Linked DNA regions of Mus musculus: regions 2 and 3 are each linked to region 1. Evidence: chromatin loops called from intact Hi-C (ENCODE). Cell type or tissue: heart. All regions are shown on one strand.

The links. A loop is a pair of places that touch in the nucleus more often than their neighbours do. Peaks named below come from ENCODE experiments on the same cell type or tissue, not always from the same donor. Only the 100,000 strongest peaks of a DNase experiment are listed, where the experiment ranks them.
Region 2: a loop joins it to region 1, with 3 times the contacts of the local background. A loop is called at or near these places in 12 of 42 quality-filtered maps.
Region 3: a loop joins it to region 1, with 3 times the contacts of the local background. A loop is called at or near these places in 13 of 42 quality-filtered maps.

What each region holds. Positions count from the first base shown.
Region 1 is chr2:28,754,451-28,756,950 of GRCm38, forward strand. All of the region lies in intron 10 of Ak8 (adenylate kinase 8), which reads left to right. Among named protein-coding and RNA genes, the nearest start is that of Mir3088, 22 kb to the left of the region's middle. In heart, CTCF peaks have their summits at 1,203 (motif pointing right) and 1,937 (motif pointing right); DNase peaks (open chromatin) are centred at 1,191 and 1,941; H3K27me3 peaks cover 808 bases.
Region 2 is chr2:28,839,056-28,841,555 of GRCm38, forward strand. Gtf3c4 (general transcription factor IIIC, polypeptide 4) reads right to left here and starts at 1,305. Exons shown (of 5, transcript NM_172977.3): 1 at 828-1,305. The coding sequence starts at 1,172. Ddx31 (DEAD/H box helicase 31) reads left to right here and starts at 1,351. Exons shown (of 20, transcript NM_001033294.3): 1 at 1,351-1,805. The coding sequence starts at 1,797. In heart, no CTCF peak of the experiment used is centred here; DNase peaks (open chromatin) are centred at 1,306 and 1,606; H3K4me3 peaks cover 2,500 bases; H3K27ac peaks cover 2,341 bases.
Region 3 is chr2:28,916,508-28,919,007 of GRCm38, forward strand. It overlaps a transcript of Barhl1 not described here. Among named protein-coding and RNA genes, the nearest start is that of Barhl1, 1.3 kb to the left of the region's middle. In heart, no CTCF peak of the experiment used is centred here; no DNase peak of the experiment used is centred here; H3K4me3 peaks cover 719 bases; H3K27me3 peaks cover 2,414 bases.

The DNA.
Region 1 (2,500 bases):
ACTAACTTCAGGCTCCTCCAACCTTCCTATGCTGTGATTAGCTTCCCCTAGCACAGTGTGGACACACACACACACTGGTCGACCTGGTCTCACTTTCTCAGATCCTCTCAGGGACCATTAAAAATGTGAAGTGGGGGCTGGAGAGATGGCTCAGCAGTTAAGAGCACTGACTGCTCTTCCAGAGGTCCTGAGTTCAAATCCCAGCAACCACATGGTAGCTCCTAACCATCTGTAGTGGGATTTGAAGCCCTCCTCTGGTGTGTCTGAAGGCAGTAATAATGTACTCATATACATAAAATAAATAAATAAATCTTAAAAAGGGAGACAGAGGGAAAGGGAGAGGGGGGAGGTAAAGTGGGGTAAGACTAGCCGCTGAGTCCGAGTGCACGGTGTGGCCAACTGAGCATGTTCCCAAGTCTTATGTTGGGCTGCATGAAATTATAGAAGACAGAGACAAACTGAGACATCCCCCAGCTCTGGCTGTATCAGCACCAGCACCATGCGGTGTCATGTAAGAAGGCATCACAGAGCAGGGACTGATAAAAAGTAGTGGCAGGATGTAAGGAGTGAGAACCAGGGTAGACTCCAGAATCCACAGAGATCAAGGCTGACGTGCCGGTCTGGATAGGAAAGCATTGGCATTCCCTGCAGCTGCTGCCTTCCAAGCAGGTTGGTTCATTGTTAGGGAACATAGATGTGGGAATAGAGGCCTCTGGCAGAAGAAATTGTGCCATTTGCTGGAAAACAGATTTGCTGGAGATTCTTGTGGTAAATAAGCCAGACCCAGAAAGATAAATATAGACTCCTCCTCTCTCATATGTGGACTGCAGATTCATTTTTGAAAGTAGAATCAGTCAGACTGTTTGGGAAGGGGGGCCAGCAGAAGATACACTGATGGGTGTGGCTAGGCCACTATGCACTGATGAAGAAGGCATAATAAAACCCATAATTTTGTAAAAATTGGTTTGCACTATTCAAAAAGTAAAAGGCTTTAGAATCTAAACTTGCACCTGGTGTCTGAGACCTGGCAAGTCGGGCTGGTCTAGGATATGTAGCCAGGGAGACCTAAAGACTTTTGTCCGTGTGCAACTGCAGGGTGCAGCAGGTGGAGCAACCCAGGTATCTTCTAACCTCCCTTGCAGTTTTGGAAACCCTGTAGCTGTAGGCTCTCACCCAGGTGCAGTAACCAAAATTCGCCAGTAGGTGGCAGTGCATAATAAACAAACAGCACCTTTACCAGAAATACCAGGCGCTGGGTCCGGGTATTTCTGACTCACCACAGATCACCTTCGGGCTCACATGCCAGTCTTGATTCTGGTGACATTATAGAGAGGATTTTCAGGTCATCAGTGCCAGAGGCAGCATCATAAGGAAATGGCTGCTCTTCTTTCGTTTACTTGAACAAGATTTAAAGATTCCCAAGACCCAGGCTAAGCCTGGGAAGGCATCTAGCACTTTCCCTCTCTGGAGCATTCTGGTATATGGACTGGAAGTCAAACTAAAAACAGCCCTCTCCTCTCCATGGTCCTTGTTGCTGCTGCTGCTGTTGTCGTTAGCTCTCCCTATCCGACTACCTGGAGGTCTCTTGGTGACTGTGGGGGGGACAGAGTGGAGACCCAGGGAGCAGAGTACAGGAGGAGGGAGCCCTATTTTGGATGGCTTCCTTGAACCTAGACACCGGCATCTACAGTGTTCCAAGAAGAGCTGAGGGAGGAAAGAGATTACAGGAGTGAGGGTTGAAGAAAAGATGAGGGGTGTGTGGAGGGCCAGGAGTGGGTGCTGGGGAGGGGTGTGTGGAGGGCCGGGGGTCCCTGGGTACAGGTGGAGTGAGGGTTGTAAGGAAGGTGTGACTAGGCATTTGAAGTAAGTCTGTGAAGCTCTTTCTGAGGCCCAGGGAAGTTAAGAGACTCACAGAATGTGGAGACCTTGGCTTCCTGGTAGAATGGACTGCAGGGGGCACTGTGGTCTGCTAACACCCTGGAAGTTGATACTTGCAGGAAGCGGGATGTAAGTAGAGAGTTTAACCTCAAGCCCCTAACTCAAGACCAGAGGCTGCCCAGAGCCCCTGGGTATTGGTAGGTGCCCTTCTGGGCCCGAAGGCAGCTCAGCAACCCCATGTCAAGCACACCCACACCCAGGATCAGCGAACTGAGATTTTAATGGCCTAGAAAAGAAACGAAAAACAAAAAGCCAACCAACAAACCCCAGCCAGCTAATACCGCCTGGTGTGATGTCCTGGACTAATAGACCACTCACGTCTTGCACTCTGCTAACCTCCGTTGACAGGACGTTCTGGGGAACTAGCCCTTGGCAGTGGCTGGCATGAAGGGTAATATGTTAACTGTCAAGCTTGGAAATCAAGCCTGAGGCATCTAACTTAATGGTGAACGACTTTAGACTGAGAGAAATCTCTGAGAGAAGAGGATGAAGGATAAATGTGCCTGGTATCAAGGGGATTTTAAACTTGCAGCCGAGCAGCTCAGTGCAATCTGGTCTGGAG
Region 2 (2,500 bases), 85 kb after region 1:
GTCTCTACTCTGATTTATCCCAGACTCCATTGGGCACCTACTCACTTGACACACACCCACTTTGACAGATTACCTACTGCATATACATACAGAAGGTATAAATAAAATAAAAGTAAGTTTTTACATTTATAGACTATGAAAAGGAACATCGCTCACTAAAGTAAACCATGTTTGAAAATGGTTACATTAATACAACAAAAATTAGAAACTCTACAGTTCAGGAGCAAACTTGGGTTATATGAAGTTGAAGGCAGTAAATTTATAGAGTTACAGAGACCTTGGACTTGGAAGTCTAAGCACCTGATGCTCTCCGAGGTTTTATTTTTCATCACACTTCCAGATTTAAGAGCTGTCTACCCAAGGAGACACAAGGACCGTTCACAATGAAACCGTCAAACAGGTAACGAAATAGATCAGTTTTTCTTCTCAAAGCAAAAGTGGCGCGAGAGGAGGGCGCTTGCATTACAGAATGAAAACACAAAGCCAGCCCAGGGCCTGGGGAGTTGGCCCCAGACAATAGGAGCAACGGTAGACAGGTCAGGGGTTGGGTCAGCTGCGGGGTGGAGTCACAAGAGTTCCAGAAATCCCGGGGCTAACGGCTCTAACTGTTCCATCCACCAGTAATGAAGGAATGGATAGCGGATCCTGGCTGGGGGGGCGGGGGTGTCTAGGAACAGTGAAGACGCTTGCACGACTTTTTAAAAGCTGCGGCGAGGCTAGCCCCTTCATTAAGAGTTGGATGCACATGGAATCCTAGAGCCGGGTGCAGGCCAGCTTCCCTTGGGATCCGTGGCGCGTCCGCGGGAGAAGCGGTGGAGGCGACTTACCTTGAGGAGGCAGCTGTTGAGAGGTGCGGGTACCGAGGTGCGGTGGATCACCAGATCCTGGCCTGGGTTGTGCACATCGCAGATAAGCTCCAGCACGGCGACGCTGCGAGCCGTGGACACAGACACGCGGTGGTCCTCAGACCAGGAGAGCGGCTCTAACCCGCTCACCGCGTATTGCAGCTTCACGGCAGGCTCCCGCCGAGTCACCATGAGGCGAAACGAGGCGCTGGGCCCGGGGGCCGCGTCGGCAGCCGCCTCCTTCCCGCCCCCTTCGTCCTTCTCCTCTGCGGGCGGCGAGGGCTCGTCGGCCTTGGGCCCCACCAGGGCCTGGTCCGCCTCGCTCATCTTACTAGGAGCGAGGAGGTCGGGTTACCGGCACACTGAACGCTCGCCACCTTGCCCCGGCCTCTCCCAGCGCCCTCCGCGCCCGTTCACTCCCCGCAGGCCCCGAGCGCCACCGAGCCAGAAAGGACCCCGTCGTTGCTAGGCAACGCCACCCTGCTAGATGGCCGTGGAGCTGCCTGTCTGGAAAGTGCGCTCCGGTAGGGCTGACCCGAGGCGCGCCTGCAGACACGCGGAGAAGGTGGGCGCTTCAGAGAGTCCCTTTCCTAGACACTGGGTGCTAGGTCCGACTAAGAGCCCACGGGAGAGTGAGCCTCCGTGGGTGACTGAAAAGCTGAGAAGACCAGCGTGGTGGCTAAAGGAGACCCTGCTGGGTGGGCGGCGCTCGGCCTCTTCCGGTTTCGGAGGCGTGTGAGGCCTCTTGTCTCCCGCCGGTGCGTGCCGTCCCGGCTCCCGGACCCGGAAGGGGCGGCGGCGGACCGGCGATAGTTGCGAAGATCCTCCCTCTCCACGTGCTACCTGGGCTCCCTGCTGGTTCCGCGGCTCCGCACTTGGGCTTTGGCTACTGTCTGCAGCACTTTGCCTGACCGGCCTTCCAGGACGTGCTTCGGACGCACTCAGGTCCAGATGAAGCGGGTGAGTGCAACCCCAGCCCGGGAGGTGCCACAGTGATCAGGTCCGGTCGAGTTCTTTAAGATGTCCAGAGGGGCTGCCGGGCTGCTCTCGGAAACACGTGAACGAGCGGGGAACCCCGCCTTGGGAGCAAGAGACCGGCGGGCTCCTGAGATTGTCTGAGAACTTAGGTTAGAATTGCAGGCTGTAGTAACTAGTCAAGTTCTTGAGACTAGCTGGGGGGAGGGGGGGACGGGACGGGGGACTAGTCAGCATAAGGATTGGAGGCTGGGTGTATCCAAGCTGGAAAATAATGCCTGAGACATGAGGTCTTAACTGTCGGGAGCCAGGTCTTCTGCTGGCAGGAAGGGTCACTTCTGTTAGGAATGGAGACTGGACTCGGTTCTTTGAGCTTTTAAACGGGACGTTTTCATCCACGTATCCGTTCCCTCGAGAGGAGAAAAGTGACTCTTACAGCAAAAAGATGGTTTTAGGGTTGCTGGTTTATCTTCTTGAAAGTGGGAAGATGTGATAGGAGGCTTCATCCCCCTCACCCAAAAGATAATAATGAAATACAAATTGCCCAGCCAGTTTCAGGTCAACCAATGCTTTTAAACTCCTTTGACTAACACACCCACTGCCTAGTTGCACCTTGGTAGAAGGAAGGAGGGACCTTATTAAGCTTAGAAGGTGATGAGTAAGGACTCTTCAGCAAGCCA
Region 3 (2,500 bases), 160 kb after region 1:
GGGGACTCACCCACGTGTCCCCGGAGTGATGACGCTGATTGGTTCGGGCCGATTTTGGGGGTGATGTCACGTCTCTACAACCCGCGGCCCGATTCTTTTCCAGTTTGATTAAAAGAGACACTGAATTAATTACAGCACAGACCTAACTATTTACCGGCGATTTCCACACAGTTTGCTTTCATTAGGTCAGCGATGACGCCTCTAATGAAGATGATTAGCCAAGGGGGGCAGGGACCGACCGGTGGGAGGAGGGCCAGCTGGGCTGCGTGGCCTGGAGTTTGGATGTTGGGCCTTGAAAGCCTTCTCCTGAGCTTGTCCACAATTATTCCAACTACTTGACCGAACCGGGATCCTATCTACATCCCCTTTCTTCCTCCTAATTTCCCTTCCTCATCCCACAAAATGGCAGCATAACCCAGTGGAGAAAAGACGTGGATGTGTAGGGAATCCTTTTCCTAGTACAAGAAGCATTTAAAATTTTATTTTCAGGGTGTTTTGCTTGGGTTCTAGGTCTCTTCACTCTCTCTCTCTCTCTCTCTCTCTCTCTCTCTCTCTCTCTCTCACACACACACACACACACACACACACACACACACACGCCATGTAGAACACCACAATTCTCTCCTTGCCTCTGGGCCTACTGGGCCTGCAGAAGGTTAGGACTGATGTCTTTTGGAAAAGAGACCAGAGTGAGGCCTAATTCGGAGGCGAGAGCTGAACCGTGGGAAAGATCAAGTCTGGAGCGTTAAGGGGACCCACGGATTTGACTGTGGCCTGAGCGAGGCGGCACAAGAAACAAGGCAGTGACCTCTTCATCCCCAGTCAGTGGCCTCTCTAGGGCGTATGTCCTGAGAAGCTAGTGTTTTTTGGATAAGTGTGTGTGTGTGTGTGTGTGTGTGTGTGTGTGTGTGTGTGTGTGATGTACCTTTAGACAGGACAATGCAAGTTCTGAGCTAGCACGAGGATGTCTAAGGCCGACCGTGGATAGCCTGGACTCTTCTTTCAAGGCAGTGCTAAAAATGAAGATTGGGACTTTCCCTCTTCGCCCTCCGGACCGCGCTCTAGTTCCGCTCCTTTGTGGGATCAGCCACTGCTAGTGCAGGGGCCCCGGTCTCCAAGTAGCTGCAACGGGTCAGGGGCCTGGATTCTCTGGGCTCAGCTCCAGGGTGGACGGTGCCCTGGTCTGCGAGAGAGCGGAGTTGCGCATCTGGGCAGCAGGGGCCCCGCGGCTCGCGGGGAGTCCAGACTTTCCTCTTCGGCTCGCCCCTAACCCTCGTTCTTGGCCCCTGGGAAACTATCCGTGGCCCGCGTCCGGCTCGGCGACCAAGGCCGCCGTAGAATCGTTCAGCGCCGCAGCCCGCAAACGCGATCTCGGCCGGGAGTGGCCCCTCGAAGCGAGCAAAACGGAAACTTTGTCCTCTGCCGGGATGGGCCAGCGGTGGCCTCGCGCCCGGCTCCCCGCGCGCTCCCTCTGCTCCGGTCGGCAGATTGGAAGCGGCCGGGCTATCGGCCGGGCTGGGAGCGAGGGCCCGCTGCTCCCGGGGGACTGCGGGTGGAGCTCGGCTGCAAGCTGTCGGGGAGGCGGGAGGGCGGGGGCCCCGGCCGGAGCTCGGCGGCCCCAGCGCTGGGCGCCTCCCGCTGGGCCTTGCCTGTCTTTCTTTTCAATTTGGTGGATGGGGATGCGGAGTCGTCATAAATCACCATGAGCGAGATGTCTTGGGGCCTTCCCTGCCAGCCTCCAGCTTGGGCTTCTCTGCCGCTGCAGGAGGGTCTCTATCCGGTCGCCCACACCTCTGCTGCTTCTCACCTTATGAGGACTCATTTTTCGTAGCACCCTAGGTCCACATGAGTTGCAGATACCTCACTCTTTTGGGACCTGTAAGCATTATAGTCACGGCCGGCAAAGAGCTGCGGTCTCCGTCTCTCTAGATGTGTCTCCAGCCTCCTCGGCCTCAAGGGTTCCTAGCAGCTCCTGCCTCGGCCAGTTTTCTAAGTCTTATTCTTGGGCCGAGATCTCAGTCCCAGCAAAAGAGAAAACCAGAAGAAAAGAAAAGAAAAAAAAAAGTGAAGCCGATAGTCTCACAGATCAGAGCCCGAGAAAGCAGAGAGGACAGTTCGAGCCTTCTCAGGGCAGGGAGAAAAATAAACCAGGCTAGAACCCAACCTCTTGCAGCGCGAGCTGGCTTCTCTATACTTCTCAGAGGCCCAAGGACATTTAACAGCTGGTTAATATAACGTTATTAGCACTGAATTATTGTAATCTATAGAAATTCAAAACATGCTGCGTGGGTTGTTTCGTTTGAAATTTAGGGTATAGCCCTTTCTCATGTGCTTGCTCTTTTCCAACTTAGGGCATTGACCTGAGAGGTACTCCACCACACACCCCCGCCCCCCCCCCCCAGCCTCCATTATCTGGCAGGCTCTTGCATCTTCAGCCTGTCTGAAGCAGCCCGGGTGAGTGTGTGGCTCAACTGGCCTTGTGCTTATCTGGGAAGGAAAT